Regions from separate parts of the Homo sapiens genome. Here region 2 is linked to region 1. A link is an interaction called in ENCODE POLR2A ChIA-PET data of the cell type or tissue named here. Cell type or tissue: CD4-positive, alpha-beta T cell. All regions are shown on one strand. Each heading gives the region's core, and the rest is flanking DNA. Links, peaks and the distances in the headings are about the cores only.

The links. ChIA-PET counts read pairs that join two places held together with the same protein. Peaks named below come from ENCODE experiments on the same cell type or tissue, not always from the same donor. Only the 100,000 strongest peaks of a DNase experiment are listed, where the experiment ranks them.
Region 2: POLR2A ChIA-PET joins it to region 1 with 9 read pairs; 2 of 35 experiments call an interaction of 5 or more read pairs at or near these places.

What each region holds. Positions count from the first base shown.
Region 1 is chr11:65,585,647-65,591,238 of GRCh38, reverse strand. EHBP1L1 (EH domain binding protein 1 like 1) reads right to left here. Exons shown (of 19, transcript NM_001099409.3): 13 at 1,419-1,488; 14 at 1,248-1,303; 15 at 1,029-1,152; 16 at 647-746. Among named protein-coding and RNA genes, the nearest start is that of KCNK7, 7.4 kb to the left of the region's middle. RefSeq lists enhancers at 1,612-2,113, 2,246-2,765, 2,673-2,872, 2,766-3,286. In CD4-positive, alpha-beta T cell, for the core only: a CTCF peak has its summit at 2,336; DNase peaks (open chromatin) are centred at 1,288, 2,378, 2,888 and 3,788; H3K27ac peaks cover 1,503 bases.
Region 2 is chr11:65,290,685-65,294,684 of GRCh38, reverse strand. POLA2 (DNA polymerase alpha 2, accessory subunit) reads right to left here. Exons shown (of 18, transcript NM_002689.4): 14 at 424-532; 15 at 33-139. LOC105369344 (a long non-coding RNA gene) reads left to right here. Exons shown (of 3, transcript XR_007062727.1): 3 at 1-912. Among named protein-coding and RNA genes, the nearest start is that of CDC42EP2, 22 kb to the left of the region's middle. In CD4-positive, alpha-beta T cell, for the core only: no CTCF peak of the experiment used is centred there; DNase peaks (open chromatin) are centred at 2,334 and 3,774; H3K27ac peaks cover 208 bases.

The DNA of each region.
Region 1 (5,592 bases), core at 791-4,790:
CTAATGTTTTGTATTTTTAGTAGAGACGGGGTTTCACTGTGTTAGCCAGATGGTCTCAATCTCCTGACCTTGTGATCTGCCCGCCTCGGCCTCCCAAAGTGCTGGGATTACAGGCGTGAGCCACCGCGCCCGGCCGGTTTTCTTATTAGTAAAAATAGTTCTAATTTAAGAGTTTTACCCTTAATTTTTGTTTTAATTTTTATTTTTTGAGACAGAGTCTCACTCTTTTGCCCAGACTAGAGTGTAATGGTCTGATCTTGGCTCACTGCAACCTCTGCCTCCCAGGTTCAAGCGATTCTCCTGCCTCAGCCTTCCAAGTTGCTGGGATTACAGGCGCGTGCCACCATACTTGGCTAATTTTTGTATTTTTAGTAGAGATGGGGTTTCACCATGTTGGCTGGTCTTGAACTCCTGACCTCAGATGATCCGCCTGCCTCGGCCTCCCCAGGTGCTGGGATTACAGGCATGAGACACCGTGCCTGGCCAGTTTTACACTTTAAACAGCAATTTGTTTAGGACAAAAACAGTAAGATGGAAGAGGAATCGTTTGTCAAAAAGATCTCTGTAGGAATAAGAAAGTAGTGAAGAACTCTAACCAAAGTAGCTAAGAGTCCCTCTGCTCTCCTGGCCCGGGGCCAGCACTCACAGCAGCTGCAGCTGGTCCTGCCTCCGGATGAGAGCGTTCTTCTTGTTGACCAGGGTGAACCACTCCTGGATCAGCACCTCCTCCTGCAGCTTGTTGGCACCTGCATTGGACAGGGACAGTCACCAGGCCTGCCCCCTGCCCCGTGTCAGGGTAGGGCAGCTGGGGGTTGGGGGAGGGGGTTTGCTCCCTTGTGACATCCCAGAAGCCAGAACTGTGTGCCTCGAGGAAGCCACTTCAGGGCCTCAGCATGCCTGGCTGTAAAATGGGAACGCTGATGCCAGCCGTGCCTCCTCCCAGCTCCTCCCAAGGTCAGGAACAGCTGCAGGGCTGGACAGACCTAGTGGCATGTGTTGGGGAAGGGATCCCTAGATGTATGCCCCACCTGACTCCATGAGGCTCCTCAGCTGCATCTCCACCTCAGCCGCCCGCCCATCTATCTGCCTCTGCTCCTGTTCCAGGGCCTGCAGCTCTGCACACACGTACTGACTTGTGTCCTGGAACCGTTGCTGGGGGTGGAAAAGGCAGAGAACAGGGTGGACTCAGCCCAGGCCCTGAATAGGTGGTGCTCACCCATCAGCTCCTCCCACTTAGCCCTCCTTACCAGCCCAGCCTCCTCCCCTGGGCTTGGGGGTGGTTCCTCCGAGGGGGAACTCCCACCTGCAGACAGAGATGATGATAAGGCACCCCCTAACCACCACCCACCCCCAGGAAGTCCCCAGTCCAGGCTTTGTGAGCAGCCTGAACTGAGATGGTCACCACTCCTGCTACTCACCAGGGGGCTGTTGAGAGTCTGCAGCTGTGGGTGGGCCTGGGGCAGGGCTGGGGTCAGGGGCCTGGCCTTCCTGTGGAAGAAGGGGCCAGTGAGGGCTGGGAGGGGTTTCCCACCAGCCTGGGCCTGGGGCCAGCCAGAGCCACTCATACAGAGGGGAGGAGGGGTCCTTGACCCCAGCTCCTGCCCGCCCCTGCCCCTCCTCTAGTCCTGCATGCACAGAACCCCCGGGCCCACCTCCTTCCAAGAGAAATGCCTCCTCAAGCAAAGGCCACAGCCTTCATCCTTCCTGGCCCTGTGGCCCTGGGCCCATCCACACCCAGGCTCCGAGCCTCCCAATTCCCCTCCTGGGGCTGGGCTGAGCTCCGGCCTCACAGGATGAGAGCCTGTGAAGGGCCCAGCCCAGGCCTTTCCTCCCTACTCTCTTTTTTTGAGATGGAGATTCGCTCTGTCGCCCTGGCTGGAGTGCAGTGGCAGGATCATGGCTCACTGCAACCTCCACCTCCTGGTTCAGGTGATTCTCCTGCCTCAGCCTCCCAAGTAGCCACCCGCCATCACGCCCAGCTAATTTTTGTATTTTTAGTAGAGACGGGGTTTCACCATGTTGGCCAGGCTGGTCTCGAACTCCTGACCTCAGGTGATCTGCTCACTTTGGCCTCCCAAAGTGCTGGGATTACAGGTGTGAGCCACCACGCCCGGCCTCGACTCCTCTTCCATGGAATTCCCTCAGGCCACCTCTGACTTCTGTCACCTAGTGCTGGCTTCTCCGTCATGGCCAGGGCCCCATGCAGTGACCATTGCACTGCCCCACATGGCCCCATCCGTGTGACCCAGCCCAGCCCTGCCTCCTGCAGAGGCCCCACCAGGCTCCCTCCCCTTCTGTCCTCAGGGCTCCCCAGACCTGGACCCTCCTGAGCCAGCACCTCCACCTCCTGGCCAAAAGGGGGTGCCCTGCTGCCTTTTCAGTTCCCACACCCAGGAGCGGCTGCTGCATGCTCACACACACAGGACAAGCCAGGCTGGCTGGATCTTTGAATTTTAGCTTGGAAGGGCAGGGCTGACCCCATGTACCTGCCCGCCCCTAGTGACTTGTTGGGACTGTCAGCCCTGGGGGTCCCCAACTTTCGACTCAGCTGATAGCCTGGCCCCTCAACTGCTCCTGCCCTGGCCCCCCACATCTGGGTCATCTGACCTGTGTCGGGGTCATGGGGCAGGGACAGTGGTTGACCTGCCCGTGTCCACTCCCACCTGTACCTCTCTCAGAGGCAGCCCTGGACATCCCTGGCTCAGAGGCAATCCTCTCTGGCCTGGGGCAGTGGTGACTTCCCCACCAGCCACCACCATGGCCTGCCTGCTGACTCAAGCTGAAACTGAGAGGCCTCTCTGACACCTTCACCCCCGGTGTAACTGTTTCACATCTCTCCTCAGCCCCCCAGCCTCATGCCAAAGCCTCAGGCGGCCCCAGCCTCAATGTTCCTACCACCCTGAGCCACGCCTAGACACCGCCCCCTGGCCACAGTGGCCGACTTTCAGTTCCCAAAATAGCTTTCTCAGCCTGGAGTCAGCTTCCATCTTGGGCTGCCTGGTACCAACGTGACCTCCACGACCCAGCCCAGCCCTACTTCCTCCAGAGACCCCCCTGCCGGGGCCCCCACACTCTTCCCGCCTCCCTCCCTGACTTCCATGTCTCCAGAAGCCTCCTCTGATCCCCAGGCTGGGCAGATGCTGCTCCCATGGCCTCCCCCATCACAGCTCCAACCCCCACTCACCCCGTCACAGCTGCTGGTTTCCCATGTCTCCCCCTTATACAGAGCTGGGCCCAAAAAATACAGTCAAGGTACACTGACTAATAACAGCAGCTAATATCTACCAAGTGTTTCTGTGCCGGGCACTTAAAGCACTTTATGTGCACTGACTCACTGAATCCTCCCAACAGCCCTGTGAGGCAGGGACCACGACCCTCCCCACTTTACAGATGAGGAAACTGAGGGTCAGAGATGAGGCTCCTAAAGGGTCTGGTCTAGGGCCCAGGGTTGTCTAACCCAGCAGTTTGTTCCCAAGCTTGGCCACCAACTTGCTGTGTGCCTTGGGGCCAGTCACACCCTTGGGGCCTCTGTTTGTGTCCTTGTATGTAAAATGGGAGAAAGCCCAGCCCTGTGTGACCTGGGAGCTGCAGGGCTTCTAGAAAGGAATCTAGGGAAACACACATCTCCCCTTTTTTGACAGCAACTTGCAGGGGGCCTCAATGCCACCTTGCAAAATGCTTTCATACACACCCTAAGAGTCCATGGGCAGGCCAGGCACATAAAGAGTGCTGAGCTGACGGGACAGGCAGAAGCAGGAGAGTGGAGAAATCCAGCCTCAGCAGCGCAGAGCTTCCGCATGCCAGGCCTCGTGGGAATTCCAGTGCTTCCTCATGTCTAACTCAAATTCCTCTTTTTTTTTTTTTTTTGAGACGGAGTCTTGCTCTGTTGCCAGGCTGGAGTGCAGTGGCACAATCTCGGCTCACTGAGACCTCCGCCTCCGGGGTTCAAACAATTCCCCTGCCTCAGCCTCCTGAGTAGCTGGGACTACAGGCCTGTACCACCATGCCCGGCTAATTTTTTGTATTTTATTAGAGACGGGGTTTCACCATGTTGGCCAGGATGGTCTTGATCTCCTGACCTCGTGATCTGCCCACCTCTGCCTCCCAAAGTGCTGGGATTACAAGTATGAGCCACGGTGCCCGGCCTCAAATTCCTCTTTCAATACCCTCATGCCTGGCCCCTCCTCCAGGAAGACCAGGACTTTGGGAGCTCCCAAGGGCCGGGCCAGGCCAGACCACCTCCCACTGCACACAATGGGCATGGGGGAGGGGGGTGGCCAATGAGGAGTCCCCTCCAGCCCTATGGGTCAGATATCTCCTGTGAGACAAGAGCTGGGGGAAGGCCTGACTTGGAAACACCAGATGCTGGAACTTGGGCCCAGAGGGGGCACCTCCCCTTTAAGATTTAAAGAGCCACTGACACACATTAATGAGGCCAACAGATGGGCCAAAGCTGGCCTTGTCCTCTTGACTCCTGCGTATCACATCTTCCACAGGTGGGTGTCACCCATGCCCTCTGTCTCTCACTCACAGGCTCAATGCTTGTGCCTCTGACCCTACACCCAGGACTCCTGCTCTCAGCCTGGCCTCATTGCCACTTATGGACCTTCCGGGAGATGGCTGGCAGTTCCCTAAACGAGGCCTAAACTTTCCTGCTGCCACATTTTTGCTAATGCAGTTCCCACCATTTGAGAACCCCACTCATTTTTCACCTGGGAAAAACCTGGCCATCTTATCAACCTAGCTCAAATGGTGGCTTCTTCCAGAAAGACTTTCCCAATGAATTCACTCCTTTCCTTCAAATGCAGGGGTCATTCCTGGACAGCTGAAGGTTTGCAGCAGCCTGGCAGAGCTGCCCCTTGGTTGACAGGCAGGATGGGGCAGTGCTGGGACTCCAGCTGGAAAGCCCGTGTCCTGGACTCCAGCAGCTGTGGGTCACTGAGCAAATCCCTGCTCTTTCTGGGACCATGTCCCCTTCAGCACAGTGACACGACACTCTAGGAGATGACCTACAACCCATAGGGGATGACAGCAGGGACACGGGCCCTCACGATCTCACATCTCCAACCTTCCATTGTAAGAAAAGAGGAGACTGGTCTCCAGCATCTGGGGTTAAAGATGTACGCCAGAGTCCTGGGGCTGGGAGGCCCTGGAGAATCCCCCTTGAGTACAGATAGTCTGCACCCAGCTCATGGGGCAGGGTGGCTGCTGGTTAACGATGAGCCACCTGCAGGGAAAGAAATGCCCAAACCCACCTTCCAGCCTACCAAGCACTGGGCAGAGTGCCAGGAACGTGGATGCTCCGGGAACTTCTGCAGCCTGATTCCCCACACCAAGTGCCAAGCACTAAAAACCCTCAGCACTTATCCCAGGCTGGCCGCAAAGCTGGGGACCCTGCCTGGTGGGCCTTGGCTCAAATGCGTCCCCTAATGAGGAGCTCACTACCACACCAGAGGACTCTTCCACAGCACCAGGGTCCCTCTGATCAGATAGCCCCTCCTGGGTCCAGCCGAGCCCCGCCACTCTGAAACCGTCACCCTCGCGCCAGCTCTGTCCTTGGGGCCCCTTGGGGGCTCGCCCGTTCTCTGCCCA
Region 2 (4,000 bases), core at 1-4,000, 300 kb after region 1:
ATCCTGCTTGGGGCCTGGAACACACTTCTTACCTACTGATCTCCTCGGCCCCCAGGTGGAAAAGCAGATCTGTGGATGTCAAGCCGAAGATCACTCCGTTTATGGAGAGGCTGCAGGGCTCGGACACAAACTGTACTTGCTAAAATGAGAACGGATTGAAACAAACATTTGTATGCCAAAGCTAGAAACATCTTCCCATGAAAGTGGGGGTTGTCTGAGGGCTGGGGAGACCACGGAAAGGGGGACCAAACCAACATACATCAAGCTTTTGGACACATTTGCCTGTTTAAAAAAAGGAGTTTAAGATTCAGGCTGTACGCACACCCTAAAGAGGCCTCTCCACCCTCCCCTTCAGGGCCAGAGCTAGTGGCAGAGGCATGCTGGATTCTGGCTGCCTGCTGGTCAAGGAGTGGGTGCTGCTACCTTTTTGTCCTCTCGAGACAGATCGGAGTAGCTGAAAGGCGGCTGGGGGTACACAGGCTCATGGTGCACATCTCTCAATGACGGGACAAAGACAAGGTGGGAGCCGGAGCTAGTATGGCAAAAGAACAAACAGAAGAGTGAGAAAAGTGAGTGCAGTTGAGTTAGAACAGCTGCGCAACAGGTGGGATGCCTCAGGCTGGAGGCAGAGCCCACCCCGAGGGAGGCAGCTCAGAACTGCACTCTGTTATGAACAGAGACGCTGTTTCCCATGGGACACTGGGAGTAAAGGACAGTTTGTTCTACTTCACACCCATCCATCTGGACAGGCTCCGATTGCCTGGGACACTTTCTTGTTGCTCTGTGTGGCTTTCTACTGAGAGGATGGAGACTATTTTTTGGCAGAAAAAGGGGCAAAGAAATGGAGATCTAGAAAGTCTAGAAAGACAAGGATGTGAATAAAGAATCACAGCCTCAGAGCCAGAGTTTAAACCACAGCTTGGACTCATTACACCTTCTAAGCAGGTGTAGCCTGCAGGCAGTAAACAGTGTCCCTGCCACACCTTGGTAGGGTGCATGGAGCTGGGGCATTTTTCCTAGGGAGAAGGCAGGCATACTAAAAAGACCCTGAGACTGCTTTTTTTTTTTTTTTTTTTGAGACAGAGCCTCACTCTGTCGCCCAGGCCGGAGTGCAGTGGCATGATGTGGGCTCACTGCAACCTCATCTCCTGGGTTCAAGTGATACTTGTGTCTCAGCCTCCCGAGTAGCTACAACTACAGGTGCACACCACCACACCCACCTAATTTTTGTATTTTTAGTACAGATAGGGTTTCACCATGTTGGCCAAGCTGGTCTCAAACTCCTGGCCTCAAGTGATCCACCGACCTTGGCCTCCCAAAGTGTTGGGATTACATGTGTGAGCCACCACACCTGGCCTGGCTTCGTATTTAGAAGATCCAGCTGAAACCCTCTGACTGACTGAACACTGGGCCATAATTACTGGACAACCGAGACACAGACATTTCCAGTGGGAGGCAGAAAAGCCCAAGCGGCCTCTCCCTGAGCCATCGCATCCCTCCCCTCTCACACATGGAAATAATGCCCTGAGTTTCTATTTCTCAGCAGGTTGTCATGCAAAAATGAAAGAAATATTTAACAGCAACAGTAAAAGCACAGATGACAGCAGATGTTTCCTTTGATGGAGCAGGAGAATCTCTAGGGTTACAACATACAAGTGAAGAAGAAAGTTGTAACTCTGGGGGCCAACTATTTATTTTTCCCAGCCACACAAAAGAGGAAGAAAGCCCCGTTTCCTTGGTTCCCTTAAGATGACCTTGGCAGAGGGGCCGTTTATAAATCAAATAGGCATAAGGTATTACTTTGCGGGCATGTTTAAAATCCACCAATAGCTCTCACTTCCATCTCTGTCTCTTGCTTAAAACATGTGGACTTCTCAGGCATACATACACTTTCACATGTGATAAAGGTGCTGGTGACAGCTGTCACCCTTATCACTGTTTGTGGTGTCCTCTCAGAGTGTGAACTGAGATGTCTATAACAGAAAATCAGAATCCTGAGACCAAAGGTGTTTGCATATTCATTATTGTCCCTTTGACACTGAGAAGCTCACTAGGGTGATCCAGTCCACCATTTGGGTGCCAGGGTCTGGTAAACAGGCCACAGGGTAACTTGAATGGGACAATCTGTGCTCCACATCTCAAGGGCTTGACATCTGTGATAAACACAAAGGACTGAGGTGCAGCTGGCTGCTCTCAAGGGACAAAATTGCCCTGTTTCAGTGTAGGCTTTGGAAGGGCAATAGTTAAGGAGGAAATAGCCTTCCTGCTCATGGTTAGAAAGCGCCTATAGAAGGAGGGATCAGAAAAACATCCCAACTATGCTCAGCATTGCACAACCTCGTACGTCACAGCGGGAGGGTCCTCCAGCTGCTCCCGCAAACAGGACGAGAACCGCGGGCTCTGCTCGCTTTCTCTGAGGTGCTTTCTCACTGGCTCTTTTTCTTTTTCTGAGATGGAGTCTTGCTGTGTCGCCCAGGCTGGAGTGCAGTGGTGCGATCTCGGCTCATTGCAACCTCTACCTCCTGGGTTCAAGCAATTCTGCCTCAGCCTCCCGAGTAGCTGAGACTACAAGCACCCACCACCACATCTGGCTAATTTTTGTATTTTTAGTAGAGATGGGGTTTCGCCGTGTTGGCCAGGTTGGTCTTGAATTCCTGACCTCAAGTGATCTGCCCGCCTCAGTCTCCTAAAGTGCTGGGATTATAGGCGTGAGCCCCGTGCTTAGCCTGGCTCTGACTTTTACTAATGATGACTCAGCTTAATGCTCTGCATTTCTGACCTCTCAGGAATACAAAGAAATTCTCTGCCCAAGAACTGTTTATATACTGTTTCTAGAAGGGTGGGGCAGCTCCCCCTGCCCTGTGGCACACACTGGCCATAGATGAAAGTGCCTGGTGGTGCTGGGCTCTCATCCCCAGTGTGACAATGCCTCATCTGTGCTTTATTTCTATCACTGCTGTCAATACCACACGGGGTAAGGAACCAAAAACAGAACCCGACCTCAAACTGAAAGCACCCAGCCAGTGTTAGGGCACTACAACACAGTCCCTGCCTATCCCCAAGGGCTGACAAAAGAACACAGCCCTGCTCCTGTGTTTTGGGGGTCTATCTCCTGAGGAGTTCCAACCACTCTCCAGGCCTGATGAACTTGACCAGGATCACAGCAAATCTGGGGAAGAGGGAAGGCACCTGCATCACCTTCATCTGAGGGAGGCAGGGGAGGAAAGGGCAGAACCAGACATGGTTGTCACTGGCACAACCCAAGTCTCTGATTCTGGGGTGAGTTGGGGGATGTTCTTTATTCCAGCTGTGACATCTACCATCCTGGCCCACACTGCTGGTACAAGAAGGTAATGTTACAACTTATTGATTCTGGGATCAGTTCTCATGGCTAAAAGGCGGAAGGTTAGACATCTTATTTTAAAAACCACCTTTGTGACAGACTCGTTTTTAAATGCTTAGCCTCAGGAATATTTGTATTTTATTAGCTCAGCTACAAGCATGCAGATCTTGTGAGGAGATCTACCACCTATACCAACTTCTTTCAAACCCTGGCACTGGGGAAAAGGGACAGGAATGGAGGATGTCAGATTTCTGAATAACTTTCCACTTCCGGCTTTAGCCTCTTCCTGGAACAGTGACTTTCCTCTCAAATGAGAACTGCACAGCTCTCTCATCACTGCTGTAACCTCTCACAGTTCCTTCCGTTTGGTCTATGGCAAGGATTCAAGGCCCCACCCTCACTGAGAGTTTCTATCACCACCAGCTGTAGCCACTGGCAGCTTCCCACGCACCCTGGGGAAGCACTGACTTGGGAGGAACTTGGGCTTACCCAATACAATCACTTACACAACAAGATGTTTGGGGTCTCACAGGATTTCACTGCGTAAGTCATCAAACACTTCTCAAAACCATCCTGGGAAGATTCCCGTGGAATATTAGTTTATACAAAAGGGAGTGAGAAAAGGAACTAAGTATAGAAGAGAAAGAGCAACCAAAG